Linked DNA regions of Mus musculus: regions 1, 2 and 4 are each linked to region 3. Evidence: chromatin loops called from intact Hi-C (ENCODE). Cell type or tissue: heart. All regions are shown on one strand.

The links. A loop is a pair of places that touch in the nucleus more often than their neighbours do. Peaks named below come from ENCODE experiments on the same cell type or tissue, not always from the same donor. Only the 100,000 strongest peaks of a DNase experiment are listed, where the experiment ranks them.
Region 1: it touches region 3 in a loop (2.7-fold over the local background); 2 of 42 quality-filtered maps call a loop at or near these places.
Region 2: a loop joins it to region 3, with 1.8 times the contacts of the local background. A loop is called at or near these places in 3 of 42 quality-filtered maps.
Region 4: it touches region 3 in a loop (2.2-fold over the local background); 2 of 42 quality-filtered maps call a loop at or near these places.

What each region holds. Positions count from the first base shown.
Region 1 is chr6:6,694,111-6,702,110 of GRCm38, reverse strand. No RefSeq gene overlaps it. Among named protein-coding and RNA genes, the nearest start is that of Gm20618, 16 kb to the right of the region's middle. In heart, no CTCF peak of the experiment used is centred here; a DNase peak (open chromatin) is centred at 4,300.
Region 2 is chr6:6,460,010-6,468,009 of GRCm38, reverse strand. No RefSeq gene overlaps it. Among named protein-coding and RNA genes, the nearest start is that of Gm52888, 74 kb to the right of the region's middle. In heart, a CTCF peak has its summit at 4,075 (motif pointing left); no DNase peak of the experiment used is centred here; H3K27ac peaks cover 599 bases.
Region 3 is chr6:6,859,093-6,867,092 of GRCm38, reverse strand. Dlx6 (distal-less homeobox 6) reads right to left here and starts at 3,759. Exons shown (of 4, transcript NM_010057.2): 1 at 3,266-3,759; 2 at 1,822-2,015; 3 at 1-52. The coding sequence starts at 3,713. All of the region lies in intron 1 of Dlx6os1 (distal-less homeobox 6, opposite strand 1), which reads left to right. It overlaps Dlx6os2 (distal-less homeobox 6, opposite strand 2), which reads left to right and starts at 1,943. Exons shown (of 1, transcript NR_002839.2): 1 at 1,943-3,296. In heart, no CTCF peak of the experiment used is centred here; a DNase peak (open chromatin) is centred at 4,302; H3K4me3 peaks cover 3,777 bases; H3K27ac peaks cover 848 bases; H3K27me3 peaks cover 5,329 bases.
Region 4 is chr6:6,285,082-6,293,081 of GRCm38, reverse strand. The region is part of intron 1 of Gm20619 (predicted gene 20619); the gene reads right to left. Among named protein-coding and RNA genes, the nearest start is that of Gm34749, 34 kb to the left of the region's middle. In heart, a CTCF peak has its summit at 3,062 (motif pointing left); a DNase peak (open chromatin) is centred at 3,071.

The DNA.
Region 1 (8,000 bases), 160 kb after region 3:
AATAGCCACAAATAATATAAAATATCTCGGTGTGACTCTAACGAAGGAAGTGAAAGATCTGTATGATAAAAACTTCAAGTCCCTGAAGAAAGAAATTAAAGAAGATCTCAGAAGATGGAAAGATCTCCCATGCTCATGGATTGACAGGACCAACATTGTAAAAATGGCTATCTTGCCAAAAGCAATCTACAGATTCAATGCAATCCCCATTAAAATTCCAACTCAATTCTTCAACGAATTAGAAGGAGCAATTTGCAAATTCATCTGGAATAACAAAAAACCGAGGATAGCAAAAACTCTTCTCAAGGATAAAAGAACCTCTGGTGGAATCACCATGCCTGACCTAAAGCTTTACTACAGAGCAATTGTGATAAAAACTGCATGGTACTGGTATAGAGACAGACAAGTGGACCAATGGAATAGAATTGAAGACCCAGAAATGAACCCACACACCTATGGTCACTTGATCTTCGACAAGGGAGCCAAAACCATCCAGTGGAAGAAAGACAGCATTTTCAACAATTGGTGCTGGCACAACTGGTTGTTATCATGTAGAAGAATGCGAATCGATCCATACTTATCTCCTTGTACTAAGGTCAAATCTAAGTGGATCAAGGAACTTCACATAAAACCAGAGACACTGAAACTTATAGAGGAGAAAGTGGGGAAAAGCCTTGAAGATATGGGCACAGGGGAAAAATTCCTGAACAGAACAGCAATGGCTTGTGCTGTAAGATCGAGAATTGACAAATGGGACCTAATGAAACTCCAAAGTTTCTGCAAGGCAAAAGACACTGTCTATAAGACAAAAAGACCACCAACAGACTGGGAAAGGATCTTTACCTATCCTAAATCAGATAGGGGACTAATATCCAACATATATAAAGAACTCAAGAAGGTGGACCTCAGAAAATCAAATAACCCCCTTAAAAAATGGGGCTCAGAACTGAACAAAGAATTCTCACCTGAGGAATACCGAATGGCAGAGAAGCACCTGAAAAAATGTTCAACATCCTTAATCATCAGGGAAATGCAAATCAAAACAACCCTGAGATTCCACCTCACACCAGTGAGAATGGCTAAGATCAAAAATTCAGGTGACAGCAGATGCTGGCGAGGATGTGGAGAAAGAGGAACACTCCTCCATTGTTGGTGGGATTGCAGGCTTGTACAACCACTCTGGAAATCAGTCTGGCGGTTCCTCAGAAAATTGGACATAGTACTACCGGAGGATCCAGCAATACCTCTCCTGGGCATATATCCAGAAGAAGCCCCAACTGGTAAGAAGGACACATGCTCCACTATGTTCATAGCAGCCTTATTTATAATAGCCAGAAACTGGAAAGAACCCAGATGCCCCTCAACAGAGGAATGGATACAGAAAATGTGGTACATCTACACAATGGAGTACTACTCAGCTATTAAAAAGAATGAATTTATGAAATTCCTAGCCAAATGGATGGACCTGGAGAGCATCATCCTGAGTGAGGTAACACAATCACAAAGAACTCACACAATATGTACTCACTGATAAGTGGATACTAGCCCAAAACCTAGGATACCCACGATATAAGATACAATTTCCTAAACACATGAAACTCAAGAAAAATGAAGACTGAAGTGTGGACACTATGCCCCTCCTTAGAAGTGGGAACAAAACACCCATGGAAGGAGTTACAGAAACAAAGTATGGAGCTGAGATGAAAGGATGGACCATGTAGAGACTGCCATATCCAGGGATCCACCCCATAATCAGCTTCCAAATGCTGACACCATTGCATACACTAGCAAGATTTTACTGAAAGGACCCAGATGTAGCTGTCTCTTGTGAGACTATGCCGGGGCCTAGCAAACACAGAAGTGGATGCTCACAGTCAGCTAATGGATGGATCACAGGGCTTCCAATGGAGGAGCTAGAGAAAGTACCCAAGGAGCTAAAGGGATCTTCAACCCTATAGGTGGAACAACATTATGAACTAACCAGTACCCCTGAGCTCTTGACTCTAGCTGCATATGTATCAAAAGATGGCCTAGTCGGCCATCACTGGAAAGAGAGGCCCATTGGACACGCAGACTTTGTGTGCCCCGGTACAGGGGAACGCCAGGGCCAAAGGGGGGGAGTGGGTGGGTAGGGGAGTGGGGGTGGGTGGGTAAGGGGGACTTTTGGTATAGCATTGGAAATGTAAATGAGCTAAATACCTAATAAAAAATGGAAAAAAAAAAAAAGAAACAATAACAAAACTGTATTAAAGTTGACCCTGGCAAGTTAAGTGATTCCATGAGCATTCTCCAAGTATTCTTCAGAACTGGGTGAGCCCTCCAAACCTAATTGACTTTTAATCTCATCACAAACTGCGGGGACTTACACAATCCAATTAATGTTTTTGCTGATGTTATAGTAAACAGTTAATATAATTTATCAAAATATAATGATAGCACCATGGTGTGCTGTTCTTCATTCTTCATCACTTTTAGGCTTCTAGGTAGTTACAAACATTCATACACCCTGAATATTATAATAGCTAACACAGAACACAACTAGCTTCCCTGAATATTAAGTCCACCCTCCATTGGAAAGTAATATCTAGTGCTACCAATGGTATTAATGGTCCTCATATGATCTGATTAGTTGACATTTCTTCTAAAAGAGTTTTATTAATTATTAATATATTAATTAATACTTGTTACTATTTATTACTACTAATTAATTACTATTAATGTGTGCATGCATACATGTATATCATTATATGTGTGTGGGGGTGCGTGTACAACACGGTACATGCAGAGGTCATAGAACAAGTTTGTGAAGTCAGTTTTCTCTTTCCATATCCCTCTGGTTTCTGGGGATTGAACTCAGACCACCAGGCAGGCCCAGAAAGCATCTTTACATGTAGGCAAAGCCATATTTCTGACCCAACAATTCTGTTCTTAAACATTTCATCACATTAAGTCATTGTAGTATTCATGTTCATTCAGCAATATTCAAATTGTATTAGTGTTCTTATTAATAGTCCCCTGAAATATGCAAAATGGTGACAGGGGGAAAGTGTGTTTTTATAAGAAACTAAAATTTTAATGAATGGTTTTCGGTTGTTCTCGGACAACTTGAGGATCACAAAGGTAGTTACAGCCAGACTAAAGTTTAGTAAGAAACAGGAAGAAAAAAAGAAGGAGGACGAGAAAGAGGAGGAGGAGATTAGAAAGGGGGAAAAAAAGAGCCAGCAGCCAAGCAGGCAGCATTGGGCTATGTCTTGTGGGAACTATGGGTGTCGAATTAAGTTTCATGCTCTTTGGCAGTCCATGTGAAGACAAAGATGTCATCGCTTCCACTGCCCCAGGAGTGTCACAGTGGGTGTGGCTGCATAAAATAAGTGTAATGCATTCAGCTACTAAGACTAAAATGAAGTTCCCTGAAGTGTATGCTTGGAACGTGTCCTGAACAACACGCTCGCAGCAACTCCAGGGACAACTTTCCCAGAACCATTTCTTAATACTTCAAACTGAAACCACTTCAGTGCAATGAATGTTGTGGAGAAGATGAGGCTCCGGGGTCAGTTTACCAGGATCTACCCTCTAAGTGCTATGAAAGGTCACACGGGGAGCTGCAGATGCACATAAAGAGATGAACTCACACAAATTAGCAGAAAAAAAAAAAAAACCCCTGTGAATATTAACTACTATGGTTGAAGAGATCAAACATGCGTTTTTAGCTTTTTCTTGTATTGTTGGTCTTAAAGATTTCCTTATAAATACCTTTAAAGCAGGAGTTTTGTGAATTTCCATAATTAAGCCCACATCACCTTAAATAGAAAGAGAGTACAATTGAAGTTAAATCATTTTAAAGGATTCTTTTACTTCAATGGTTTCAATACATTGCCACAATATTACCTTTTTTTTTTGTAAGAAAATAACCTTTTGTATAATTTAAGAAGCAACAAAAGGCAAAGAAAAAGCCAGTGTGGGGACCCTTCCTTGGCTTCCAATATTATTCTAGCTTCAGCAGGTGTCCAGTTACAGAGAAATATTTTAGTAATCATAAAGTTCAGACAGACCCCATGTGACCCTATCCATTCCTGACCAGCAAATAGTTTTTGTTTAACTTCGAGAGAAACCAGACAAACCCTGTAAGGTTACTTATAATCATGACACCATTTTTAGAATTGCGTGTGCTGGGAACATGCCTTCTCGCTTCCTCCTCCTATCTGCAGTATAAATCTGAAGGGCTTTGTTATGGCTCTTATACTTGGCACATCTTAGGCCTATTTAGAACATCAACACCATCAATCACACGTATGAGGCCGACCAGCTGGATGAACCCCAGCTATCATGCAGGGGTTATTTGTCATCTGGGCATGTCTGTTTGGTATATAACACGCCTTCAGTCCCAGAACAATTTTCCTGCTCCAAAAATATTCTCTTTGATTCAGGAAACATGTGATTAATAAAGGACACGGGTTTAAAGCTGGAGGTCAAGGCTAAAAGTCTTAACTAAACAAGTGCATTGCTTACTAACGTTTGCATCAGCAGGCAAAAATTCCCTCGAACAGCACCCGCAGGGAAGAGACACATCTCTAGATGTTGCGAATTTCCAGAGGCTCTAACAACTGTGCTCACCTTAAAGGTATTTATTTAAAATAATGTTGCTCATCTGAGAAATATTTTGCCTTAGAATAATCACACTGTATCAGACATTTAAAAGACCCATTATAAACATTTACGATTCAATACAGAAAATTAAAGATAAGAGGACATAGTTTAGGCAATACAATATGTAAAGGAAATTTGTCCTATCAAACTAGAACAATTTGCATTAAAAATAAATTGTCTAGAAGTCTATTTACACTAAAGTGGATTTAAAAGCAATCCTCCTTCCTCTATTTTTGTTTATCTACATGCCAATCCCCAATACTTTATAGCACTCTCCCATTAAATAGTTTTCACTTATCTTTGCTTTTCCTCATTCCACCAGAAGACTTTTCTCTTCTCTTCTCTTCTCTTCTCTTCTCTTCTCTTCTCTTCTCTTCTCTTCTCTTCTATTTTTTTTTTACATTTATAGAATCGTGAGTTTTCTTTTTTCTAGGCAATAGTAAAGTTCTATCTCATAATGGTCTTAATCGTATGTCAAGTTTATGACTTGCTTCTGTTTGATGACAGAAAATAAATAATATTTTTAAACAAAATAAATATTAAAAACCTCCATTGCTGATCAGGGTTTTGTTATCCTAACATCATCTTAATTGGGATGATTTTATTTCTGTATCCAAAAAAAATGAATGTAACAATGTTTATTTATTGGACTTGTGAAAGGAGCCATAAGCTCCCATGGAATTTGACACAGACTTTCTCAGGATATGCTAAATAGACTCAGTGATAGCACTGGTGATTGGAAGACTGAGGGATGCCTGCCAGTCACCCCTGGGTTCAGTGTCTACAGACTTGTACGTTTCTGAACACAGGGCACTTTAGGTAACCAGACTTGTTGAAATTTTTCTATCTTCACCTCTCTCCTCTTTGTTAAGTAAAAGGAGTAAAAATAGATCCTGAGGAGAAAACACCGCGTTAAAATCAGTTGTCACTGACGTTCATGCTGACAGTGTTCTGTCGATTGCTTTAGGATCTCAGCTTTCGAGCATCAGGAGGCATTTGATGTCACCTGGCCAGCCTTGTCATCCTATTGCTGTGGAAATCGACCTTCAGTAAAGGCTTGGCAAAGATGAGGTTAGAACTGTGGCCTCCCAGACTCAATAGTCTGGAACCGTTACTCAAAGCCTTCCAAGGGTTCAACTCCGAATGCTGAATCTTTGTGTTAGTCTGACTTGCTCACAGCCAGGACATCTGTTGCTCTACTCCATATGCTAATGTGGCTCACATTCGATGTGGCTGCTGATGGGGTCCTCTTGGCACCGTACATGCATAATGCTCTCCGTTAATTCAGCTGACCCTGCTCAACAATGACAATGTGTGTGAAGTCCCAGTTTGTTAGAATTCATTCTTACAAAAACAGGGTTACCGACCTTGTCATATTTAACAGTGTTGAGCAGAACGGGCAATGTGGATCCTCAGGGCAAATAACAAATTTCCATTGGTGATGTAAGAAATATGCTAATTAGCCTCCTGCTTCGTTCTATTTTTATTTATTTATTTAGGTACTAAACAGATGCATTGTTCTGCTAGAAGGCCCACCATACTCTACACTAATAAAAGCCGAATCATTTTTATACATTATTATAAAAACTGTGTTATAGCATGCTATCTCATCTAAGAAAAAGAAAGCCTTTTGTAGAGTAGTATACATGGGGAGGAGATGTGACCACTCTCCTTTAGCTGTTACATCGCTGTTACATCCTTTTTTTTTTTTTAATAGAATTGAAAGAACAACAGAAGAAGACATGAAAAAACCAACCATCTTTTAAATCTATGTTCTTTATAAGCCCTGTTTCAACCTGAGTTCTAAAAATGCTTCCCCATTGTGATGAAGATGGGAGCTGTCTCTGAGGCCTGGTTCCCATGTCTAAACACTGAACGTATATTCTTGCCTTAGCAGAAAAACAAGCTAATTTTTAACAATGCGGCATTACCTTGGTGCATCTTGTTCTCTGTTTCCCTCAGGGTCTTAAAGGAATGAATCAGAAAATTGCTCCCTCATGTTAAGCCAGAGTCTGCACCTGTGTTAAATTCACATATAAATGAAATGGAAGGTTTGGGGGTGGGAATAAATGTCAGCAATACTAATGGGATGATATATCTGAGTTTAAATTCTCAAATGGACTAGCATCCAATGCAGAAAGCATCAACAGGAGTAATTTGTTATAGGTACATTGTTTCACAACTAGTACTGAAATTTAGGATATAATCATGTTGGCAAACCATCCTCAAGTCTATGATTAGAAGCATCTGGCTGCAGATATTAGGAAGCCCAGATGATCAGATATTCTGAAAACGTTGACAGGCCAAACTTCTTATTTTACCGTCTTTGAGTACCCTGTATCACCTTTCAGGGCCTACAGCAATCTGCATGGTTTAGAAGTCTTAAGAGAGTTCACAAAGGCAAGCAAGCCATGGAAACAAATACAGCTCAATGGGGACCTGAGAGGACAGAAGAAGCTACAGGCCTCATGATTTGCAAACGCAAGCAGAGTTTGTGATGCCCTGCACAGGTGGGTAGATAGGACTGAAAAGAGGAGGTACCAGGTGGGTAGATAGATAGGACTGAAGAGAGGAGGTACCAATAAAAAAATAAATAAATAAAGTGAGAAGAACCAAATGAGGAGCACGTGTGAATAGAGCTTATTTTGTTTTGTCTTGTTTCTTTTTTATGCGTGGATGACAGTGTTCAAGACAAGTCCGTTTACATCACAGGGAAGCTGGATTGTTGGAGAGCACTGACAATTTTAGGTAATCCTGGACATAAGATGAGACGCTTTATAGATGAAGACTTCTATCCATACTAAATATTTTACTAGCAGAGAAAAGAAGAGGAGATGAGAGAGAAATGTAGGGGTGGAGAACAAGACATCGCCTTATCAGTCACACAGTACACACGGAGGTGGACAGTTATTGCATATTGCAATGGAGGCTGCTTGAAATGTAGTCAATTGACTCCAGATGTTAGTTTCTTGTGAGGATTTTGGGAGACCGGGGTGGGGTGGGGGGAAGAGAGAGAGAGAGAGAGAGAGAGAGAGAGAGAGAGAGAGAGAGAGAGAGAGAGAGAGAGAGAAGCCAAAACTTTATGGGAGCACAAACAATCATAAGCTAAAGGAATTACAAAGTATAAGCAACCGTCTATCTATCTATCTATCTATCTATCTATCTATCTATCTATCTATCTATCTATCTATTTTAGCTTAGGAGACTCCCTGCTTCTTTAAGCTTGGTGACTGAAATGACAAAGCAAAGTAGTCTATGATAACTTAGTTTAAGAACATTTACAGATGGCTGGCCCTTGTCTAAACAGAATATTCCATAAACAACCCTACCGAAAAGGTTCCTGATGTGGTTGG
Region 2 (8,000 bases), 400 kb after region 3:
TGGTTTCTGGCTTTTGTCTAAATAAATCCAGTAGCAGCAGACACTTCTGTTGCTATGTGACCTGGAAATTCCCAAGTAATCGCCATTGAATAGTTGATGTTTAGATTAGCTAAGATGCTCTTAGGAACATAATAGGAAATAAATCCTTTTCTGGTTATTTCTGAAGGGATCTGCGTGTTTGGTTCAACACTTTAGTGGAAGCCCACTCTCACCAGGTGCAAATAAACACATGCAGAGCCAGGGATCTGGATCCTGCTTTCTGGCAGATACCTCTGTCAAGGCAGGCCAGAGCTTTGACCCAGGGGTGTGTGGGGTCAGAAGGGCAAGGAGAGGACCTACTTGTCCTCTCATTCTCTCTCTCTCTCTCTCTCTCTCTCTGTCTCTCTCTTTCTCTCTCTCTTCCTCTCTCTCTTTCTCTCTGTCTCCCTCTTTCTCTCTCTCTCTGTCTGTGTCTCTGTCTGTCTTTGTCTGTGTCTGTGTCTCTGTCTCTCTGTCTCTGTCCCTCCCTCTCTCTCTCTCCACATGTGGGAGCAGAAAATGGGCCGTTTTTAAAACAGGCTTAGGAAAGAAAGTATTTTTAGAAAGATAACTTGCTACTTAAAATAATTCTACCAGTGACATTTTAATGTCATGTGCAAAAGCAAGTGTTGGGATAATACAACCTGCTTATCACCTGCTGTCAGTCAGTATCATGAGGAAATATTTGTCAAGTGTCCTTGAGTGTAAGGTGACCAGCAGATAGACATAGGGATGGGAAGAAGAATAATGTCAGAGGACACCATAGATTTAGGGAAATATGCTAACGTAGCACTTTTCTTTTCTTTCTTTTCTTTTCTTTCTTTTCTTTTTTTTTTTTTACTCTTTTTTTATTATTTGATGTCTTGTTTAATTGCTGCTGGTCCACTCTCCCTTCAATAACTGTGCTGAAATGGCTTTAGTCACTCAGACCTCTGCTTAGGACAAACAACAAAGGAATACTATTCATCAGCTTTTTCCTTTGAGCCAAGCAAATGATATGTTTTAGCCCCTAGCTCTGTGATGTACTAAACTGCCCATCCTTACAGGCAGTGAGGCACCTACCTCAGTTCTAAGAGACTCCTTCCCTTCCTTCTCCTCTTTCTCCTTTCTCCCCTCTCTCCCTCCCTTCCTTCTTCCCTCCCTTCCTCCCTCCCCCTTCCTCCCCCCCCACCTCCCTGATATTTCCTGTTTTCCTGTTTTTCTCCTGCTCTGACCCTTTACTGAATTTCTTTTTTAACCCTCTAACCCTCCAGTGTCATTATATACTTTATTAACATTTTATTAAAGAAAAACATTATACTGATCTTGGTAAGAAGCTGAATATACCTACACAATTATTTCCCCAGGCCAACATAGAAGTTAACTACTTTTAATCAATTTTTATTTAATAGACAAACAATGAACGTAACCAAAAATCATAGACCCTATGTCCTCCACATAGTGAACATACATACTCAGTGGGCAAATGATGCTGGAGTCTTTCTCTCCTCAGATCTTTCCAATTAGAACTTGAAAGCCCATTTTCCTCCCAGAGAAATGCCAGATGCATTCTTCTTTAATGAGCTTAGGACCAAAACTGCAATCTGATCTCCAGCTTCAGGTGGAACATGGGTAAGGGCTCGGAAAGAAAGGAGAAAGGGGTCTGGAGGAGGATGGAGATGGAAGGATTACCTTAATTAAATGTAAAAGTAGGATCAGAGGTAGCCAAGCCTTCAAGGAACTCTAGATCTGTGGTCTAGGGGACAAAGCCATGGAGGGCAGCTGTTCTCATGTAGGGAGAGGGGAAATGCTAACTCTGAATATTTATGTGACATTTAAAGAAATAAGGTGGCATCACGAACACCTCAGAGAATACCAGTAACTGAAGACAAAGCCCTAACAAATCATATCTTCAAGATTTTCAGTAGTGTAGGTAACACCATTCCAGGAGTTTTAGCCTAACTCATAAATCCAGATACTGTTTCCAAGGATTTCATTGTACTTTTCAGAGTCTTAGCAATTAAGGTCATATAGACAAATGGAAGCTCCATTCAGACTCTAATGCAAATAAAAACACAGTTTGTGACACCGTTTCCTTTTTTGAAAAATGTTTTTTAAGTCAGGTTTGGAAGATGCTGTAGTTTGAATTCAATAACCTCTAATCTATTCAAATAATGAGAAATTATGCAACTGCAGGAACGAATGTAGAATGTAGAAATCACATGATGTGGTAAAGTCAAAGATAGGTCATCACATGACAAGTGGGACAATAAAATGAACTAATATATTGGCATTTACAAAAATAGGCAGGAATAATATATATGTGTTTACTTACTTAAATATGTGATTTGAGATAGAAATGATTTGTTCTTATTAGGGTTTTGTCTTCAGTTACTGATATTCTGTGAGGTGTTTGTGATGTCCACCTTATTTCTTTAAATGTCATTCAGATCAGAACTGGGTTTATTTTCCTCCCTACATGAGAACAGTCTTCATGGTTTTGTCTCCTAGATTTACTTATATCTTCAAGGAAATTTTCAGGAAAAACATGTGAAAAATTAGTGAGTAATTATTTTGAATTAGTGGACAGGAGCTAACTGGGTTAATTGCACACAGAGTTGAGGAGACATTTTCATATATACAATTTTATACTGTTAGATCCTTTCACTATGAGATGTGTGTGTGTGTGTGTGTGTGTGTGTGTGTGTGTGCGCGCATGCTTGTGTGTGCACAAGTGCATGTGCGTGTGTATGATTTATTTTACACTTCAAAGTTAACCCCAAATAAAATAAAATAAAGTGCAGCAGTTCAAAAGACAGCTGCAACCTGATGAATCCATTGAGTCTCTACAACCTCTTCACTCCTGACTCGTATTTTCTTTGTAGTCTCAGTTATCTTGTTTCTTGCTGATATCTCAAATGCCTAAGTGACCCCTGCGTAAAAGGGGAGATCTGGAAACTTCAGAAAACACAACCTCCTGGTAATCTGCTTAGCGGCATTTGGAACTGCTCAGTGATCCATGAATGTCAAGGCAAGCCTCTGATACCCTCTTCCCAGCTCCATGGAAATCTCTTTATCTCAGGTAAACTTTAGGTCAATAAGAAATACTGGTGACCTTTGTTTTAAGCTCCTGGGTGTTTCCAAGGCCTTCTTTCACATAGATTTCTGATCACTCAAAACTATATGCAGCATTTCAGATAGCTTCCCCTAATAGAGGCACTGGAGGACGTGGCATGGTGGCCATCTGTGTGAAGGTAAGAGAGGGCACTCGGTTTTGCTCCCTTCCTGTAGACCTGCAGAGATTCAGGGGCTCCCCTCCTGCCGCCTCCTGAGCTACTTTACCCTCCAGACACTCCAGGCTCCCCTGCTCCAGCAGCTCCTGTCATTTGAAAGCTAATTTCTTATGTAACTAGATGCCTTCCTTTTCTCCAGGTGGCCAAATGTCCTCTATGTAATATCTGGGGAGTGCTTGCCATCAGAGTTATTAAATGTACAAGCTGACACAACAAACCACCAATTTGTTATTTTGATGAAAATATTTTTGTATTTTCAACAGATGGCTCCAAATGTTGCCTTTGTGTTATAGTCTTTGTTTTGACAAAGACAAAAAATAAGAGAGAGGGAGAGAGCGCTCTGGATCATTTTCCTATGAAACTTAATCTAAAACCAAACAGTTTGGCATGTGACTCCCGAGTGTTGTTGTGCATTTCACTCCGAAGCCATTTCCCTGGCAACCTCCACCTTCTCCCAGCTGTAGAGGTCAACACAATAGACTTGTCACAGGTTTGAAGTCGGGTAACCACTTTTAATTTGGAGAAATTATTACCCGGGGAGAAAATAGGCTGGTCCTGTACTTCAAAGTAAAAAAATCGAAATCAAGATGCACAGGGCCTCCTGACTCGACTGACTCTCAGTGCTGCTGTGTGGCCTCATAGCAGCTGTTCAAATAAGTAGCTGCCCAGAGGAAATGTATATTCAAATGGGCCTTGTCAATTGCCTCTCCCTGCTTCACACCTAAAAGCCAGATGCAGAGCTCTTCCCAGCTAACAAATAGATGCCTTCTGCTGGCTCATTATGGTAATTACTGGCCATATATTACTGCCATGTGAAAAGAGCTGTGCAGCAAGCCAGCCCAGGGGCATTTACAAGTGGTTTATTTGTGTTCAGCTATTAAGAATCCTCAAGTTATCAGATCAACTACTGCTCTTTGGGTTTTACAGCAAGCAGTTCCTAACAATCCATCCTTCATCTGCTACCTTCCTGATTCATTTAAGCAGCACTTAAGGACCTAACCTGCTGTGTGAGAAAGTTACTTTACCCTGTTACGGAGAGTTTTCCAAGTCCTCCTGCCCAGTGAAGGGCTTCCCTGCAAAGCCCCTGCATCCCTGCAATGCTTTCCCCTTCCTAGTTCCTCAATAAGACTGCACATGTCTTCTGGGGGCAGCAAACACTTTCCTGGTGTGAATGGATGTTGATGCAACTGAATTTGATAGGTTTGGAGAACTCGGGCTGGATTACAGGTTACACAAGGCCTGAACCTCACACAAGATAGGATAAGCCTTTTTTTAACAGAAAGAAAGAAAGAAAGAAAGAAAGAAAGAAAGAAAGAAAGAGAGAGAGAGAGAGAAAGAGAGAAAGAGAGAGAGAAAGAGAGAGAGAAAGAGAGAGAGAAAGAGAGAGAGAAAGAGAGAGAGAAAGAGAGAAAGAAAGAGAAAAAGAAAGAGAGAAAGAAAGGGAGAAAGAGGGAGAAAGAAAGGGAGAAAGAAAGGGAGAAAGAAAAGGAGAAAGAAAAGGAGAAAGAAAGAGAGAAAGAAAGAGAGAAAGAAAGAGAGAGAAAGAAGAGAAGAGAAGAGAAGAGAAGAGAAGAGAAGAGAAGAGAAGAGAAGAGAAAAGGAAAGGAAAGAAAAATAAATTTTAGCGTTACTACAAATAAATTTTTGCAATGAGAAGTGACTTTTTAAAAGCTGACCAATCTATAATAATCACAAGACCTAAGAAAGAAGAACATGACTTTTAAAAATCAATTCCTGAGGTGGTGGGATGACTCCGTGGGTGAAAATGATTGCTGGGTAAGCCTGCTAATCACAGTGGATCTAAAGAATGCAGAAGAAAGGAAGGAGAGACCCAAGCACTTCCAAAGCTGTCCCATGGACTCCATGTTCGGGTGTGGTGTGGACATTCTCACAAGCACACACACACACACACACACACACACACACACAGAGAGAGAGAGAGAGAGAGAGAGAGAGAGAGAGAATAAACAAAATTAAAATTTAAGACTTATTCACTTAACTCATTTTTTCAATTATTTGTGGTATTTTATGGATAAGAGTCACACATCTTTGATTGCTTCTTCATGTGACAATGATTTAATATTTTTTTCAGACGGGGGGATCTAGTTTTTTTTTTTTAAACAACCTTGACTGAAATATGACAGTTTTTATTACTTTAAGTTTCTTTTGGCATCAGAAAATGTTATTAGTAATGTCAGGTAAATTTTTAGAAATCTTCCCTTTTACATTTGGGAAAGTTTTTATTAAATTTCTCTGTATATGAACTAGAATATTTCAGGGTGTGTGGCAGTGTCTGATCTTAAATACAGCTTGACCCGGAACACAGGCACTAAGCACAATTTGTGATTGGTGATAGATGCCATCACTGGGAAGGACTTTCCTATCTATTTCTGCTTTTGCTTTACTTTGCAAATGGTCTGTGTGTGTACTGCTTCTCTGAATTCGTTTTCTGCTGACTTCATACATGCATGCTGCATTTAATTTCATATCCCATTCTCTTTTCTGAAATTTCTTTTAGTTTTTAATACATTCATAGATGTATTACATTCATATTAAAAATGATACCCATCACGAATGTTTAAATCAGGACAGTGAAGGTAAAGTCATATTTATTTTAGTGAAACATTTCAACTTTCTAACATGTGATTTCACTGGATGGAAGCGTTTGCTTGACAAGCAGATCCGGGATCCTCAGGACCCACAAAGGAGAGAGTGAACAAAGCAGTTCCCATGATGTCCTTTGGCCACTGTATTTGGGCTGTAGAGTCAGAGGACGGCTAAGAATGGACTCTCACCTTCCAGCATAAGGGTGGGTTGTAGACAGCCAGACTTGGCTACTGAGCCATCCCGCTAGTTCCCATTGAAGACTTTCAAAATAGCTTTCCAAATTTGAATCTCCTTGCTAGCATGCATTTGAAAACTACCCTCCCCCCGCACCCCCCCCCAAAACATTCCACTGGTTTGGTAAGTAGTCATCTAAGAAACCATGAAGCCTAAACCCTATTAAAATTAGTTTTTAAAACTTTGTGAGCTTCCGAGAGACAATCCCAAGGCATGAGACCCTCTATGCATCCCCTATTCAGTGTGACACATTGATAGGAGTGAGCCTCCTAGCTTAGTAAATGGAAATCTAAAAACAGGGGGCTCCTAGATAGATAGATAGATAGATAGATAGATAGATAAACAGATAGAGATACTTATTTATTGCTGATGATGTTGGATTGTCATACTCCCAGAATCCTCCAAGCATACACAATGAAAAGGGTGCTCGGGACATGAGGAAAGAGAAGGAAAAGTTCTTAGACTATCTCCTTCTCTGTCTGCTCTAAGCACTCACAAGCTATGTACAAACTATTTGTGCGTTGTACTGGGATTGGCTGTAGGAGTCATCATGCCAAAGCAAGCACTTTACAACTGAACTGCATCCAGTCTCATTCTTACAGCCAGCTTCTAATCCCAGGTCTCTGTCTGTCTGTCTGTCTCTCTCTCTCTCTCTCTCTCACACACACACACACAGAGAGAGAGAGAGAGAGAGAGAGAGAGAGAGAGAGATTATCCATTGAGAAAATTCTTTTTGACAACATCATCTCATTGATAGTGGAAATTGGAAATAAATGATCAAAAGTGGGACAGTAAAACCTTATTTAATATCACACAATAGAAGAATGCAGCACCTTTAAATGTTTGCTGAAGTAGATTTATTACTTGGAAAATTAATAATATTTTTTGAATGGAAGAATACAAAGCAATTGAAGTGGCAAAAATCCCAGTTTTGCTTTAAAAATAATCTTTACTTTTTTATATATACATGAATATCTATGTACCAAGGTATTGACAACATTTGTCTTTGGGTAGTTAGAAAAAAAATATATATATACATATATATTCATTTTTCTAACTAATTTAAATATCAAATATTTTAATGTGAAAAAAGAAAATATGACTTTGACAATCAATTTCTTTAGACTCAATAAAATTGTAGCCTAAAATTTAGATGCTTATGTTAAAACCCCATTTTCAAAAGACAATAATCTATTTCTGAGATTTACTCTCCAGCCTGCTATAGCAACAAGAGGCAGATCTATCTCCATATGGTGAGATCTGTGAGTTCTCTCCCTGTGCTTCGGTAATAGGTCCACATAGAAAAATTAGTTCCAGGTGAGCATAAGAAATATCATGTGGTCAAGTGAATTTTTCCAGAATGTATACTTATGTATTTCAAGAATTTTCTGGAGTTGGGATTACTCCTTCACAGTTGTAATTAGAAAAGACAAAGAAGCGAGTAAGAGGTGGGGGTGAAGCCCAGACCTTCCACATTATTTCGAGTTAGAGTTGTCATGTATATATTTAAGGACAGTGTTAACCAGCATTCATAATCTGATGCTTAGAATGTATTAATTTACATAAACTATTCTTCTAGATACTAGTCTCAATTCCTTTCTTCTTTTGGGTGAAACAAAAACAAATAACAAACAAGAAAAATTGGTAAAACCACATCTCTCAAGGTCACACTCCCAGTCAACCTCAGTAGATCAGGGATGGAGCCAGGAAGTGACTATTTGAAGAGGAGAGGGGCCCCTTGGAGCAATGCTATCTAAGCCTTCTTTAACGCAGTGGGGACTCCTGCAGCCCACTAGACAGAGCCTTTTCTGGAGGTCAAAGGCTTTGCTGTGTGGAGAAGCAAGGGTAGGAACTCTCCTTGTTCTAACC
Region 3 (8,000 bases):
GCTTCAGCAATTTCTTAAACTTAGAGCGCTTATTCTGAAACCATATCTTCACCTGCAAGACATGTAGTAATTGTCAGGCCAGATAAACATCATACTGGTGCCTTCAGTGTCACCCCAGACTTAAGAAGCAATATACAAACAAACAAGCAAACAAAACAACCATTACCATTCCAAGAAGCCCCTTCCCTTCCCCCTCATTCCCCTCTTTCAAACCATCTCCATCCCTTCACTCTAGGCCTACTAGATGTCTTATTGTGATTCCTGGATTTAATCCTATAGCCTGGGGTTTTTAAAGTAACAGCATAAAATTAGAAAGAAATAAAATGAGATCAGTGGACCCAAAATTTTACAAAGGACTTTTAAGTGAAATAGAGTTTGGCTCACAATTGTACAACTAAATTTACCTCCTTTGGTCTATTCCATTTTTTATATTCACCAACCCCCCACATTTATTATGCTATGCATATCAAGTAGTAAACGATTATGAATTGATTAAAGGTTGTATGTTCATAGCAAAATACCTTGAACATACTTATGCACATCGTGCACACACCATGGCATATGCCTGGGATCTCTTTCTCCAGTCCTGCAAGGATTAAGAAATGCATCAACCCCCACTATCTACCTCCTATGTTGCTTAAGCAAACAGAAGTCATCAATCATCACATGATTGTTGGGGTAGCTACTAAAAGTCAAAAGGCTTCTGACAACTACAGAATCAGGAATCTAAGTTGGCAGCTTATTTAAGTCAACAACCCAAATCTCTAGATGAAAGGAAACCTACAATGTAGCATTACCTTTACAATTCCAGAATCTATTTTCCCAAGAATACGAGTCACGGAGCATCTAGAGCCCTTTCATAGCAAACCTCATACATTTTCAGTGGCAACATGCAGTAGAAACCAGGGTAAGTGAGAAGAGTTCAGGGACGCGGCCTGAAGACACCATTCTGTAAGGTCTTGGCTACTGTCTTATTAGACCCTTGCTGGATGAAGATGATGCCCATCAGAAGAGGCCTTAGCATCCCGTGCAGTTCTCTTGACTGCTGGCTTTTGAGTGCAGGCTGATATACTCACCTATGGGCCCCTTTCTGTGAAATCTGAAATGTCCAGTATACTTTTCAGGTCAGCAGGACTGTTTATTATCTGTGGTGTCCCAGGCCGTGATTTGGGGAACATTCTCTTTGTTTCTCAATTCTGTCAAGTTCTGTGCTCCAGGGAGGTACCTCAGCCTGCACTATTTGGTACCAGAATGATTCAACTACAGAGCTTAATGCAATCTTCAGAAAGTCCTGTCTTACCCATCCCGGAGTGAATGGCTTACACATGGATGTCTTTATTAAGCTGCTAGAGTCTAACTTTTGCTCCTGGTCTCAGCTCATAAGTTTCCTTCCTATGACAATGAGTTGAAATTAATATTAATTCCTAAGGGTCACTAAAGGGTCCTTAAGAAAGGCCTTATTTTGCTTCTTAGCTGGATACTACACACACACACACACACATACACACACACACACTTGTTCTACTTCGTGTTATTCTGCTCTGGAATAAGATTTGATTGAATTTGTTCACCAAAAGATCCTAGGCTCAGCTGGGGTCGCAGAGGGTTGGTGTATATGCAAATCCAATTCAGTATTCAATACCATGTCATTTGTTCCAAACTGTGTGATCCCAGGAAAGTGCACAACTGGAGCACGGGCATTTGTCATTTAGCTCCTTCCATCCTTGGTTGACTAGGCCAAGAATTCCTCCTGGTATGCTCTCTGCACGGTTATCAAGCAGGGCCAGCATTTCAGGGGTACTTGGGCTTCCCGGGAATTACCTGTGTTTGTGTCAGTCCTAAGGAAGCAGCCAGTTCGGCTCTCTCGGGAAGGGCCAGGTATTGAGTCTGCTGAAAGCGATGGTTTAAAGCCTGGAGCTGCAGGCTGGAATAAATGGTCCGAGGCTTCCGAATCTTTTTCCCCTTTCCGTTGAACCTGATTTCCCCGTTTTCGATCACTGTCGTTTTTTGTTGATCTGTAAGCAAATGACACAGAGGAGTGGTCACCCGCGAGGCCACTACTGCCTTCTCCCTTCATGTGACAAGGCTGGCAAGGAGTTTCTCCCAAGTTTAAAAAGAGTTCCTCGTAATATCCCCGCTATACCACTGTGGGCACGTGCCCCCAGAGGCTGTGAAAGCTTCCCTCCGACCGTGTCTCCAACACTAACAATGCATTATGATAGTGGATCGAATCTAGGAAGCCCGGGGCATAAAAGAGACGCTCCGCAACAGCGGAGACAGCGCAGGCCGCTTTCCGAAGTCCGTGGCGCTGTAAGGCTTCTCTTCTCTGGGCCCGAGAGCGGTTTCTTGGCCTGGCTTTTCCCAACGCCTAAAGCTATACCAGAACCACCCGGTTGTTTATGTGACCAGTTAGTTTTGTGTCACCCAGCTGCAAGCTTAGTGCTTTAAGTCCCTTCTGTATGTTTGAAATGATTCTGCTCGCGTGTATCAAAGCCCAGACACAGAACACAACCAGGAGCTCAGAGCAGCTCCAGAGCAGGCTGAGACTCTCTGGACAACGGAGAGCTATCAACCCCAGGCCCTCTGCTTCACTTCCAAGAACAAAGGAGCAGCCAAAGTACTACTGAAAACCCAGAGAGAGGGAGCCAGGTCTGGGGACGTGGGGGGGACACCTCAAAGCCCACGAGGGAAGATTTTAAAAGCAAAACAAAAACAAAAGACAAAACCCAATGTCACTAGTATCTATCGGCTGCAACAGCTTCGTTCCAAGTCACCAAGGGGCACCAAGTGCCCCAGGCAAAGTAGGCCACCGCTCTCCCAGCGTTGAGATGGGAAGCCTTAACTAGCCCTTCAGTCCTGGCCCAGAATTGTCTCCAGTTCTGATAAATGCGGGTCCCAGCAGAGAGGGAAGGGACAAGGTAGAGGGCACACAGACCTGGTGGGCTGGAGGGCGCAGTGGGGACCGTAGAGCCAGGCTAGGGCACAGCCTGGAGGCTCAATGGGAACCACAAGCAGGAGGCGGAGGAGCCAGCGGGCCTCGGGGTGAGCCAGCCGGGGGTCCACGGCGGCGGGAAGGGGCCGGGCAGGGAGAGGCCGGCAGGCAGGCGCCAGGCGATCGGGAGCCCACGGGGCCCGACTGGGGGCGCACGGGGCCGCCCGCAGGAGGGGGCCGGCGGAGGCCCCGGCGTGGAGGAAGTGAGCGGGGCGGGAGGGGTCGGAGGCAGTGGGGAGGCGGGCGAAGCTAGCTGCCTAAGCGGCCTCTCACCTGTGTCGTCCCCGCGCGTCTGGGCGGCCGCGCTGCTGTTGTGGTAGGACTGGAGGTAAGGGCTGTGCTGCGAGTGGCTCATGTAGGGGTAGGCGGCGAGCGATCGGTGGTTGTAGGAGTTGCCTCCGCTCGACGCGTAGGGCGAGCCGTGGTGGTGGTGCTGGTGGTGGTGATGGTGGGAGCCGGCCGCCGCCGCCGCCGCCGCGGCCGAGTGCAAGCAGTGCAGAGGGTAATGTGCGCCTGCCATGGCCGGGGAGGTCTGCTGCGAGTGCGGCTGCGGCGGCGGCGGCGGTGGCGGCGGCGGCGGCTGCTGTTGCTGCTGCTGCTGCTGCTGTTGCTGCTGCTGTTGTTGCTGCTGCTGCTGTTGCTGCTGCCCGAACTCCATGAAGGCGGATTTGGACGAGTCCTGGCCTTCCAAGCCGTCAGCCATCGTAGTCATGGTCATCATCAAAACTTTGGGGGCTGGAGAAAGCCTTCTCCCGGGTTTCTTTCACCCTCCCCCACTTGGCTCGCACCGCTCTCCCCTTTGCAGCCACCTTAGCTCCCGGGATCCTTGCAAAAAAATAAAAAAAATAAAAAATAAAAAAAAATTTAAAGGAGGGGGCAGAGGTGGTTCTCTTCCTCACTCTTCTCTAATATATACATATATATATTTAATATAAAGAGATATAGTGAGCAGGGCCTTGTTAACCCAAAGGGAGGAGGAAGGGGGAGGGATGGGAGAGGAGAGGGGGGAGGGGGAATCTGCTCTCTTCTCCCCCCCCTTGCTTTTCCCCCCTTGGATTTTTGGGGGCTGGTGCAGTTTAAAGCAGAGATTTTAAGGTGGATTCTGCGAAAGTTGCGCGTCTGCTTTCAGACTTGATGCAGACGCCACGAGTCGAATGGTTTGTCTCCAAAGGGCAGCGCCTTCCTATTGGTCAGTCGCCCCCTGACGTCACAGGCGCACCGCTTCTACTGGCGTGTGCGCTGCTTGTGGAGTTCTTCGCCTACCTTAAGCAACTAACTACAAGCTCAGCCCAGAGGTGCAACCTGGGGCCGCCCGGAGCTAAAGGGGAGCAGCGGTGGAGGGAGGCGCCCGGTAGGCTGCAGACGCATCCTGTCGAAGCTCCAACCCTGCTCCAAGCCCTTGTTTCCAGGCTTGGAGACTCGGAATAGCCTGGCTGGAGGCTGATCGCTTTCAATTCATTTGCACCCTTTCAGGTTGCCTGTGTTCAGAAGCAGTGGCCCTAGCATTTAAAACCAGATCCCCCCCCCTTCACTTGACTTTCCCCCTCCCTCAGGACCCCAACTCTACTCCCAAGGGAGCACTTTTGCACTGTGGGTTTTTCCAGAAGTACTTTATTAATGCCATTGATGGAAGAAAAACCTCTATATCTGGGCTCCAACTCATGGCAAGGGTCGGGGATAGTAAAGAAAGAAAAATCAGACCCTGCTCTGTTGAGATTCCTGTTGTTTTCGGCCCTAGTTCCTATATATTGACCCCCCCCCCCTCAACAGAGGAGGAATACCAACTACCCCCAGAACGCAGCAGCCTGCTCTGAAAGCGAGAGTCGTTGGAGGGCTGACAGGAATGCATTTTCTTCCTATTGAAAACAGAAGCTACTGTAATGCTTTCAAATATATGCAAATGATACATGCGGTTAGTGGTTTGGCAAATCTTGATTACAATATAAACTACCCAAGTAAAAGTGCCTTCGTCCTAAATTTGTCTCTCGATTACAATTCCAATTGATTTTATTTTATTGTCAACATTGTTAATGATAAAAATAGAGTCGTTTTACAGTTATTTTTACTTTCTGGAAGGAGGCAATTAGAGTTCTAATCAGGAATACACAAAAATCTCCCATGATTAACTGCAGTACTTTGTTCAAATTGCTGCTATAAAATTCAGAACAATTTGCCTGTAATGATTATGGACTGGGTTTATTTTGGGAGGTGGAATAAAAGTGGATATAGCATAAATTATCCTCTAATTATACACCAGTGTCGCTTCAATTATCCTCTTATCAAAATGGTTGTCTAACTGCCGCATTTAGTTTCAATTCTCTCCTTTTTTTCTATAAAAAGAACTTCATACCTTGTTATTATTAATCCATTTATTATTTGCAAGGGGGTTTATATCCGCACATCCAGGTGGTAGAACCACTTCTGTTTCAAAGATGGACTGGGGAAAGACATTAAGTTTGGAGCAGCTCAGTGCTACGGATCTAGCCTCTCTCCCTCGGGTCTCCAGACTCACTTGGTCCAAGCTGCGGAGCAGGGACAGCGGAGCTCAGGCGGCCACGTTCAGGCCCAGCCACCAGGTAGGAGAACCGGATCCAACTCTAGGCTTGGGGAGGGACAAGCAGGTCCGCACCGGGTCGCGTCCTGGGGCGGCAGGTAAGCTCTAGGAGCTTGCGGGGCCAGATGATAGAGACTGGGTGGGAGAAATCTGAGGACCCCATCCTACCCCCCTGGGCTCGGTGCCTGCTTTCAGTGGGTACAGGGAACAAACTGTGAGCTTTTGGCCACAAGAGGAAATGTGTGGGGTAGCAACCTTGTGTGGTGGTGTGTCTGGAGGTTGCGGAGGAACTAGTCTGTCTTCTTGGGAAAACTACTGGATCGTTTTTGCACCGTATGTTGTCTGTAGCCCATAAGCTACACAGCCCCAGGAATCCTAGAATGAGATTTGTGGTGCTGTTTGCCACTAGAACTCCGGGAAAGGGTGATAGTAGACAGAGCCTCACAATTTCCCGTGGCGCAGGAGTTACTGACTGCAGCTTATGTTAATTGATTTCCCCAGCTAGCGGCCCGGGGTCTCCTGGTACCCTCAGGCCAGTTTGCCTTTTCTTTTTTCCTTTCTTTCCTTCGGAGGCTCGTGGCCAGCCGGTTTTCTCCAGAGTTTCGCCCGCAGCTACATTGGCGCTCTCTTCCATTACCCAGCCCGCCACGCTTAACTTCTCGAGTCCCGGGTGCCGGTTCAGTAACTCTGAATTCATTTTTAAGTGGCTCCCTTGTTCCTTCCCTTTTAACAAGAGGTGCAGTTTAACACGCGAACCTGTAACGCGATCCGTGCGTTTACATATCGGCAGTGAATTAAAACAACAACATCTTCTGGGAAAATGAAAGATAGGCTGGGTAAGGTAGTGGTGGGGTGCTGAAGGGGAAGTCAGGGAAAGAGAAGCACCCTCTCCCCCGGCGGTGCACCCGGGCTGCGAGCCCAGCTCGTAATGTCCTCAAAGCCAGCAGATAGACATGGCAGTTTTATTGCTCTATACCCTGCAGCTTGCTGTTAACACGATGGAGGCGTTTCTCTCGTTTGCTTTTCTGTGTCTCTGCCGTAATGTTCGCAGGTGCACTGCTTTGCCCACTAACTCTGATAGCATCTGGATGACGGTGGTGGGGCCGGGAAATGTCCTCTCACCACCAAGCGCCAGATTCAAGGCGCGCAGCAGTGTCTGTTTGCAAAGGGATTTCCCCGTGTTTGTTTAAAGTGTGAAGAAGCCGCGATGGCTGGGATTGTCCGTTTATGTGTCTCTCCGTTCCTGGGGGTGCACTGTGCAGCTAGAGGGTAGCTGTGCATTGTGTAGGTTTTGTTGAAATTTGCTGGGTGACCCAAGCTGGGCTTTGGGAAACAAAGTAGTGAGCAAGGGGGCCTCACTCGGCTGGACAGCGGTTTCGGTGTTCTTGTTCGGGATAGAAGCCTAGGAATAACCGTCCCACTTCCCAGGAAACAGACGGCGGAAGACTAGCGTGGCCCAAAGGTGGGCAGCTAGTGCTTGCCACAATGTGGCCTCTGCCCCCAGCAAAAGTGCAGTGTTCTTCGCGCGGAGCTGTGCACAAACTGAAGTTGGGCAGTTCCGTTCCTAGCCCGTCGCCTGGTGTCTGGAGCATTTATGTTAATTTTATGTTAAAGAAGGCACCCCTACTTTACTGTAGTGCAACCTGCTACCAGCTCTTCGGTTACCAAATTTCGGGCTTTTCAGAGCTTTGCAGAAAAAAAAAAAAAAAAGACGCACACCTCAGGGGCTCTCGGGCCGGCGCCTCCCGCGCAGTCCAGGCTCCTTCCTCTTTGTTTCGCTCTCTGGGGAACCTACGCCAACTCTTGCCAGTGGGAGGGGAAGGTGGGCTAGAAAGGCCACTGAAGCCTTTATCATTCAAATTACAAGTAAACTTAGAAACCTGGAGGCCTAAGCCGTTTTTTTAAAGGGCCTGTTACTGTAAGATAAGAATGATATCCATTGAAGTTTTAGGAAGCGGGATTGGAGGCCTAAATTGCATTTTATTTTTCTAAGGTGTTAAGGTGTTGAGATGTTGTGGACTACTGGCCATGATAAGTAGGACTAACACACTGACTTCTGAACACCCCTGCTTCTATCTTGCCAGAATAGGTGTGTAGGAGCGGGTCCATTGGGTCTGAGATTCGTCCCAGTTTGGTTCTGGAGGATGTTTGCAGACAAGCGTAGGGCTGAGAATGCCTGGATCTCCCGGGAAGGTTTGCAGTGTTGGTGGGGGCTGTGGCAGTAAATTCAAGCCGTCCAGGATTTGGCTGGGTTTGGTTGCTAAGTTGGGCTCAGTTATCACGTTAATTCTAAAGAAATTAGACCTGGATAAATGGCCTTTGAATTCAAAGAAATAACTCGGTGTTGATTTACATAGCCACATTAAGAATCCCCTTCTCAATGGGAGACATTGGTGGAAAAATTCCTGCTAGTTCTTTCCTCATTTAAGGTGAATTCATTCTCTCTCTCTCTCT
Region 4 (8,000 bases), 570 kb after region 3:
GGATCATAATGAGGGCCATTCCAGTGTGACATCAGGCTAGACCCTGCCTAAAGGTTGCTCTGGATCATGATGAGAGCCAGTCCAGTGTGACATGAGGCTAGACCCTGCCTAAGGGTTGCTCTGGATCATGATGAGGGCTAGTCCAGTGTGACATCAGGCTAGACCCTGCCTAAAGGTTGCTCTGGATCATGATGAGGGTCAGTCATATTAAAAGCCTCTCCCACCAGTTTCTTCCTGTCTTTTAGAGTGTCAGCTCTGAATGTAAACTGATTTTATGAGCCAAACATAAATGAAAGGCTATCATAGGCTGTCTTGCCCCACTGCTTACATCTATACCTTTCAATATCTTATTCCAGGTCTTATTTGAGGGAAATAATTAACTACAATATATTTAAGAAGCAGAAGCACCTGGGACTTCCCCCAAGAAAAACGCTGCAGAGCATGAGATGAGAGCTTCCATAGCTTCTAGAACATAAAAGAGCAAAAGGGAAGAAGGAAGGAAGGAAGGAAGGAAGGAAGGAAGGAAGGAAGGAAGGAAGGAAGGAAGGAAGGAAGGAAGGAAGGAAGGAAGGAAAATTAATCGAACTGAAATTTATTTATTTATTTATTTATTTATTTATTTATCCTTTTCGTCTGGAGATCAAAGTGGCATCCAGAACAACTAGATTTTAGCTAGGAAAAAAAAATCAAAGTATTTATGAAGATATATCTACAAGCCATGACCATGATCCACACATCCTTTCTGCCTCCATTTCCAAGCTGGCCTTCTGACAACATACCTTTGGAACTCTACCTCTCTCGGTCATGGTGTGGCAAATATTCTCTGCTCATTTAAATGACTGCCAACTATCTCACCGTGCTACTGAGTGCTCCTGTAGCTCTAACTCTTCCCCTAACCACAGACATTTGAAACGACAGTCAAACATGGATGTTCATCTCTTTGTTTAATAGAGCCTCAAGTTTCCATGTCAGAATTCCCTGTGCCCCAATTTTTGTGGCCATTTCTTTTGTATGGCTCATAAAACAGATCAGCAAAACAGAGCTGCCGGAGACAGCAGCAGCTGGCCTTATGGGGGAGGGGGCCCAAACCAATCCAGACAGACATACTCTAGCCTGTGCCCTCCAGTCCTGGACTCTGATTCATTGGCACTTTCCTTTGCTTCAGCAGCCCCCTTCTCTAACTCTGTATTCCTCGTAGTAGGGTGGACACAGAAAAAGTATTAGCAAAGCAAGATTCCTAGGTTGACTTTAGTTGTGTGTTTGTGTGTATTTGTTTCCAGATGAACTTAAAGGTAGCTGGTTGGGTTCTGAAGGACTTGGAGGGCCACTTGTTTTCTGTTTTCTTGCTCTGTTCTTAGGATATTTCTGTCAGAGAAGGGATTTTTCCCTTCACTCCTCAAAGTCTTGTCTCATATTACAGCTAATTTTTTTTAAACTCCTTTCTCTCTCATTTGTATAGAAATCAGTCTGACATGCACCACAACATCCCATACCATCACTCTGGATTATACAAACACTTCGTTTTTATCTTGTTCTATCTGTGGTGTAATTATATCCTAGAGGAGGCTTGCTTCCTCAAACTCCTGAGGTCACAAACCAGTCGGGGTTTGTTTGTTTGTTTGTTTGTTTGTTTTGTTCTTTCTTTCTTTCTTTCTTTCTTTCTTTCTTTCTTTCTTTCTTTCTTTCTGGGTTGGATCTGATTGTATGAGTCAACTCAAAAGCAACAGCAATGGAAGAGCTTAACATTGCCGTTTCTGAGGGAAGGGCATTACACTATGTATAGAAAGAGGAGAAGACAGGGAATGTGAGCTGTGGTTATTCACCGCAACCTGATATCACTCTGCTGAGAAGTTTGTCAGTGATGACAAGCACGTGTCATTAGTTTCACTGTTGATTTGTCTGTCTGTTTGTTTTAGTGAGTACTGTATGTAACATTTCTGAGTTCTGCGCTGGGGCATGGAAGCGCTTTGAGGAGAGAAGCCCTGTCACTAGCAAGTGCAGGGCTTCACACCCTTTTTGGAACTTTGCAACTGACAAACTTTCCCAGTTGTGTGTGACTGTCACAGCAACCCAGTGAGGGAAGGGGGACAGGGATAATGTCCTGTTTTTATAGTAATGAAGAAGACCCAGTAGTAGCATGACATTCTATAATCGGTCAGAACTGGAAGCTGGGAAAATCCGAGACTCACACTGGCACATTTCCATCCCTAATCAACTCTCAACTGAAGATGAGGCTCTTCCCGCATCGGTCTGTGCATTTTCTGTAGTTTCCAGTTGCACTTTACTTTCATAAGTTTTATGAAAAAGACCTCCCAGGTAGCTGTCATCCGGCAGCTTCCTAAACTGCTGCCTGGCAGTGGCCTTTGCTAGGTGCCCTTGTTTCCTCTCTTCGCTCTGCCAAAGTCTACATTCCTTTCCCTGTCCCCACACACAATCTGACCCCAGGCCAGAGTGGCATCTTCCTCCGTCCCTCTGAGGTCAAAACCGGTGCTGTCCTGTAGACCCTTTGGTAGTGGGCATCTGGGAACAGCTGTGCCTGAGCCATCCTGCCTCCTACACCTTACTCCACAATGGTGCGCGTGTTCCTGTGCTCACTAGGAAAAGACCCAACCTATGCGGCCCAAGCCTCCCACCAAGTGTGTGACTGGGGGCCCTCAACCAAAACAGGATGGCAGTTACATGTCGGAGATGCGTGACCATCATTGTGCGCGAGCAAGCACGTGTGTATACACACACACACACACACACACACACCCCACACACTGGCTGCTTCATTCAGCCAGAGGTGCCAGGATCCCATCCAAAGGTTGTTTGGATTCTAGAACTGGAAAATGTGAATGTTGCGTTGTATTTTCTTTTTTTACTATGCTGCTATGAAAAGACATGAGAGGTGAGCCCAATTGCAAAAAAACAAACAAACAAAACAAAAAACATAAAACAAAAACAAAATAAAAAACAACCTCTTACCCAAATATCTGAAGTCCTTATGAAAACCTAAGATGAACCACGGAGAGGACGGACCTTCTTACCAGGTGGGCAAGGCTAGAGTACAACAGCGCCGTCTACTGGACAAATCCTTAGCTCACTGGCTACATTCCAGACCATGGCAGTGAGGATAAGATGGCTGACATTGGACCAAGGAGCAGGAAGAAAGCCTTGGAGGACCGACCCTTTCCAAATACAGAACACTTGGTGAGAAACGACAGCCATTGGCCACTGTTTCCTGAAGTGCAGGCTACAAGGGTTGCTTTTTATAAAAAGAAGTACTCCCCATACACCCCAAACGCCGTCATCAATGAGTCCACTGTCAGTTTTTTGAAGCTGCCCCCATCAGCGTTTATTGAACACCTTCCCACCTTGCCACCCACCTACACGTTCACCCCTTTTACTCATTTGCTCGGCACCAAGCCCTGTGTATAAGCTGCTGAGGCTAAGTGAGACCGAACTCACGGTAACTGGTTGGGCTTCTAAAACTGGGTCTAGGCTGAAACCTTTTTCCTATCCTTTAGCGACTTCCTTTGGATTCCTATTTCTTCTCCCCCAGGTTCTCTGTTCTCCACTCAAAGGTAAGCAGGGTGTTAGGCTGCGTAAAAGAACCAGGCTATATATTAATTTCATACTGGATTTTTTTTTTTCTCAAATCCTTGAAACCTAAGAATTGCTATTCAAGAACGATTCCAGCCAGGCAAGAGTACTTGTGCATGCCTGTTATTCCAGCCCATAGAAGACCAAGACCGAAGCCAAAGTATTGTGAGTTACGGGCCAGCCTGAGGTATGTCTCAAGACCGTGTCAAAACAAACAAACAAACAACAACAGCAAAAGGCAAAGAACGATTCTAATACCAAAATCTTTTAGTGCTTTCCAAATCGATAAAAAAAAAAAAAAAAATGTGTCGCTGTCCGTCCGTCCGTCGTCCCCCCCCCCCCCCCCCCATCAAAGTCAACAGCTTGGCACTGCACATTCGTAATGCTAGTGCTCCTGTGGTGAGGTGGGAAGCAGAGACAGGAGACTCCTCAGAAATTCACAGGGCAACTAGACCGGCATGCACAGCAGCAAACAACAAAAAAAGAGAGCGTGCCACAAACACCGTGAAAGGTGGGAACCAATGCTAAATATTGTCCTCGAACTTCCAGATGCGCTCACACTCACTCACTCACATGTACAGGTACATGCATTATAAACACACATACAGATCATATATACACATAAACACTTATTACCAATGGATGGATGGATGGATGGATGGATGGATGGATGGATGGATGGATAAAATGTATAGTCTAGTCTTTAAAATTGAGTAGACCACAGATATCATGAGAAAAAAAGAAAATAATTTTAAGAAGAAAAAATAGCTCTCTGTGTATATTGGAGGAAAATAAAAATCCTCTCCACATGTATTCATTGTTAACAGAGGATATAAAGGGTGACAGAGGCTAACTACCTGGGGTGTCCTGATGCTCAGATGAAGCAAGTGCAGCCTTGGATTCTAAGTTTGGCAACAGTTTCTAGGACCATTAATCCTCTTATGCAGTTCAAGTCTAGCTAACCTCAGTGCATGACTGTCTCAGACTTGAGGCTGAGGGAACAGAGAGGCAGGGCATTGGGAGGCTGCATAGTAGACAGAATATATACTAAAACGCACTTTGTAGGAAAATGCTGTAACGGGGGTCCAATACCTTGTATATTCAACTTAAAATAAATAAATTTAAAGACAATGAAAAATCTGCCCTAGAGGCTGGGCATGGTGGTACACACCTGTAATTCAGCCTTTGGGAAAACGCAGCTGGGAGCTCACAGGTTCTAGGCTAGCCATGACTACACAGTAAGCCTGCGTCTCAATATTTTTTTCATTCTAGGTAAACTGGGTTTATGGGCTCTTTCTTAGCCTTATCTTAGTAGTTGAAATATACTAATCAGGAAAAAGATTTACCAGAAGCTGAGCATGTAGCTCGGGAAAGTGGGCTCTTATCCCAGCAGCACAAGACCTGTGGCTGTAATTTATGCTCTCTGGATGCAGGGTAAAGCTGTGCTCTGGTGCAGGCAGAGGGTAAGAGGTGGAGTGGAGACAGGGAGCAACAATTGCTAGGACAGCCCACACAATAGTGCTAGAGCAACCAGTTCTGCTTCCATTCAAACTCATTTCTCCATCATAAACAACAGAACATTGCATTGATGGGTTGTTGCCAGTGAGCCATGGTCTCTTCAGCTTTTCATTAAACATGTGACTACAACACAGCGGTCCAACACCTCAGAGTCACGAAGCAGCTCCGAGGGTTCTATCTCTTATCTCTTCTATTTCTTCCGCAGAGAATGGTGGGTGATTTGAAAGTTTGTGGGTGGTTATCAATTAATGCCTGTGCCAACTTCCTTTATTAAAAGAATCACACAGTCAAGCTGGATGGGAAGGCCGTGGTTTGTGTTTCTAGCTTGGGGAGGGATGTGGAATCTTAAGGAAATGACAGCAGATTTTTTTTTCTTTCCATTATTTATTAGGTATTTAGCTCATTTACATTTCCAATGCTATACCAAAAGTCCCCCATACCCACCCACCCCCACTCCCCTACCTGCCCACTCCCCTTTTTTGGCCCTGGCGTTCCCCTGTTCTGGGGCATATAAAGTTTGTGTGACAGCAGATTTTTTAAGAAATGAGAAACAGTTGTCCTTGTCCTCCATTCTTTTTATTCTGTGGAGAATGGCTTGGTGAGGGTTCTGCTCCTGCCTGGGCCAGGACTAGTTTTCCTTATGGGCTACACCGGCTGTCCCAGAGGATAGGAATTCTCTCATCTGTAGTGACTCCTGTCTGCGGCTTTAACTTTCTGGAGATCAAAGGGCCCCTCTCAGTGCTGTCACCAGGAATGACAGGCCAGCGCTGTGCAGCACAGCAGATCAACTCCTACCTCAGAAGGTAACAGGACCTCTTCCTTAGCTGGCTGAGCCAAATCAAAGAGACGCTCCTGAAGAGCTTAACTTCACCCTGCAGAGCAAGTTCTTCTTGGGCCAATGGTAAATTAAAATTAGGCTGTGGCATAATTGCTTCAGGGTTAGCCATTTTACGACTACATCAATTCTCTTCTACATTTGTCTGTGTCTTATCACTATTTAAAAATAAATGTTACATAAGTGTATTGAAAACTTAAAATGGAAGAAGAAAGAGAACAATTCTATTAATGTGAATAACATATTTATAGTTTTCCAATAGGCTGAGGTGGGAGTATTGAAAATTTAATGTTAGCCTGGCTGCATAATGAATTCCAAGGCAGCCTGGACTACATAGCAAGATCCTGTCTCCAAAAAAAATAAATAAATAGACATAGAAAAATATAAGTAAATGAATATATAAATAAAATTAAGTTATTAATAAAAATAGCCATGAGCCTTAGCTACTACTCCATCTAGAAGTAGTACTCCATCAAATTGCAGGACCAAGTAACTATTTTTCTTTAGCTCGAAATTATTCTCTTAAGAGCATCCAGTCTGAAGCCTCATCAACAAAGACCTTGCATTTTAAAGCACAGGGCCTGCTACTGCTTTGTTTTCTAGAAGAAACTAAAACCGCTGAGATTTTTTTTGTTTTACCTAATACAGATTAAACTAATATTAAAACTTTAAGTGTAGCCGAGTAGTGGTGACACATGCCTTTAATTCAAGCACTTGGAAGACAGGGGCAAGCAGATCTCTGTGAGTGTGAGGATTGTAGAGCCTGAGAAAGGAAGAACTTCACAGAGAGAGTTCCAGAACATCCAGGGCTGTTACACAGAGACACCCTGTCTCAAATAAACAAACAAACCATAAAAGGGAAGTGTCTACACAGCCAGTCTGAGATGTCCAACTTTACAGACTAGATTCATGTTCAGAGATATTCAATATGTTGCTGCTTATAAAAATGAGTACCCAGAAAAACGATTGAAATCTGAATGTCCATTAACAACGAAATGAGTGTTGCTTTCATGGATTTGGAATAAAGTATAAAAACTGAGAGCTATAAAAGGCTATGTCTTCACACAGTAAGTTGCATGTGTGTGTGTTCATGATACACATTTCAGAATCTATATAGTTACATAAACTACAAGCCCATCTTTAAATGAATGCTCTGTTTTCAAAAACATGATGCTTGATAAGAACTATAAGAAAATGTACATAGAGAAGGAACTTTTATGGAAACATGCCAAAATGTTAACCGCAATTCTGAGTGTGTGTGCAACCATACTCAGTAGCCAGGACTGTAGTGTATAACCATACTCAGTAGCTAGGACTGTAGTGTGTAACCATATTCAGTAGCCAGGACTGTAGTGTGTAACCATACTCAGTAGCCAGGACTGTAGTGTGTAACCATATTCAGTAGCCAGGACTGTAGTGTGTAACCATACTCAGTAGCTAGGACCGTAGTGTGTAACCATACTCAGTAGCCAGGACTGTACTGTGTAACCATATTCAGTAGCCAGGACTGTAGTGTGTAACTATACTCAGTAGCCAGGACTGTAGTGTGTAACCATACTCAGTAGCCAGGACTGTAGTATGTAACCATACTCAGTAGCCAGGACTGTAGTGTGTAACCATACTCAGTAGCTAGGACTGTAGTGTGTAACCATACTCAGTAGCCAGGACTGTAGTGTGTAACTATACTCAGTAGCCAGGACTGTAGTGTGTAACCATACTCAGTAGCCAGGACTGTAGTGTGTAACCATACTCAGTAGCCAGGACTGTAGTGTGTAACCATATTCAGTAGCCAGGACTGTAGTGTGTAACCATACTCAGTAGCCAGGACTGTAGTGTGTAACCATACTCAGTAGCCAGGACTGTAGTGTGTAACCATACTCAGTAGCTAGGACTGTAGTGTGTAACCATACTCAGTAGCCAGGACTGTACTGTGTAACCATACTCAGTAGCCAGGACTGTACTGTGTAAAGATACTCAGTAGCCAGGACTGTAGTGTGTAACTATACTCAGTAGCCAGGACTGTAGTGTGTAACTATACTCAGTAGCCAGGACTGTAGTGTGT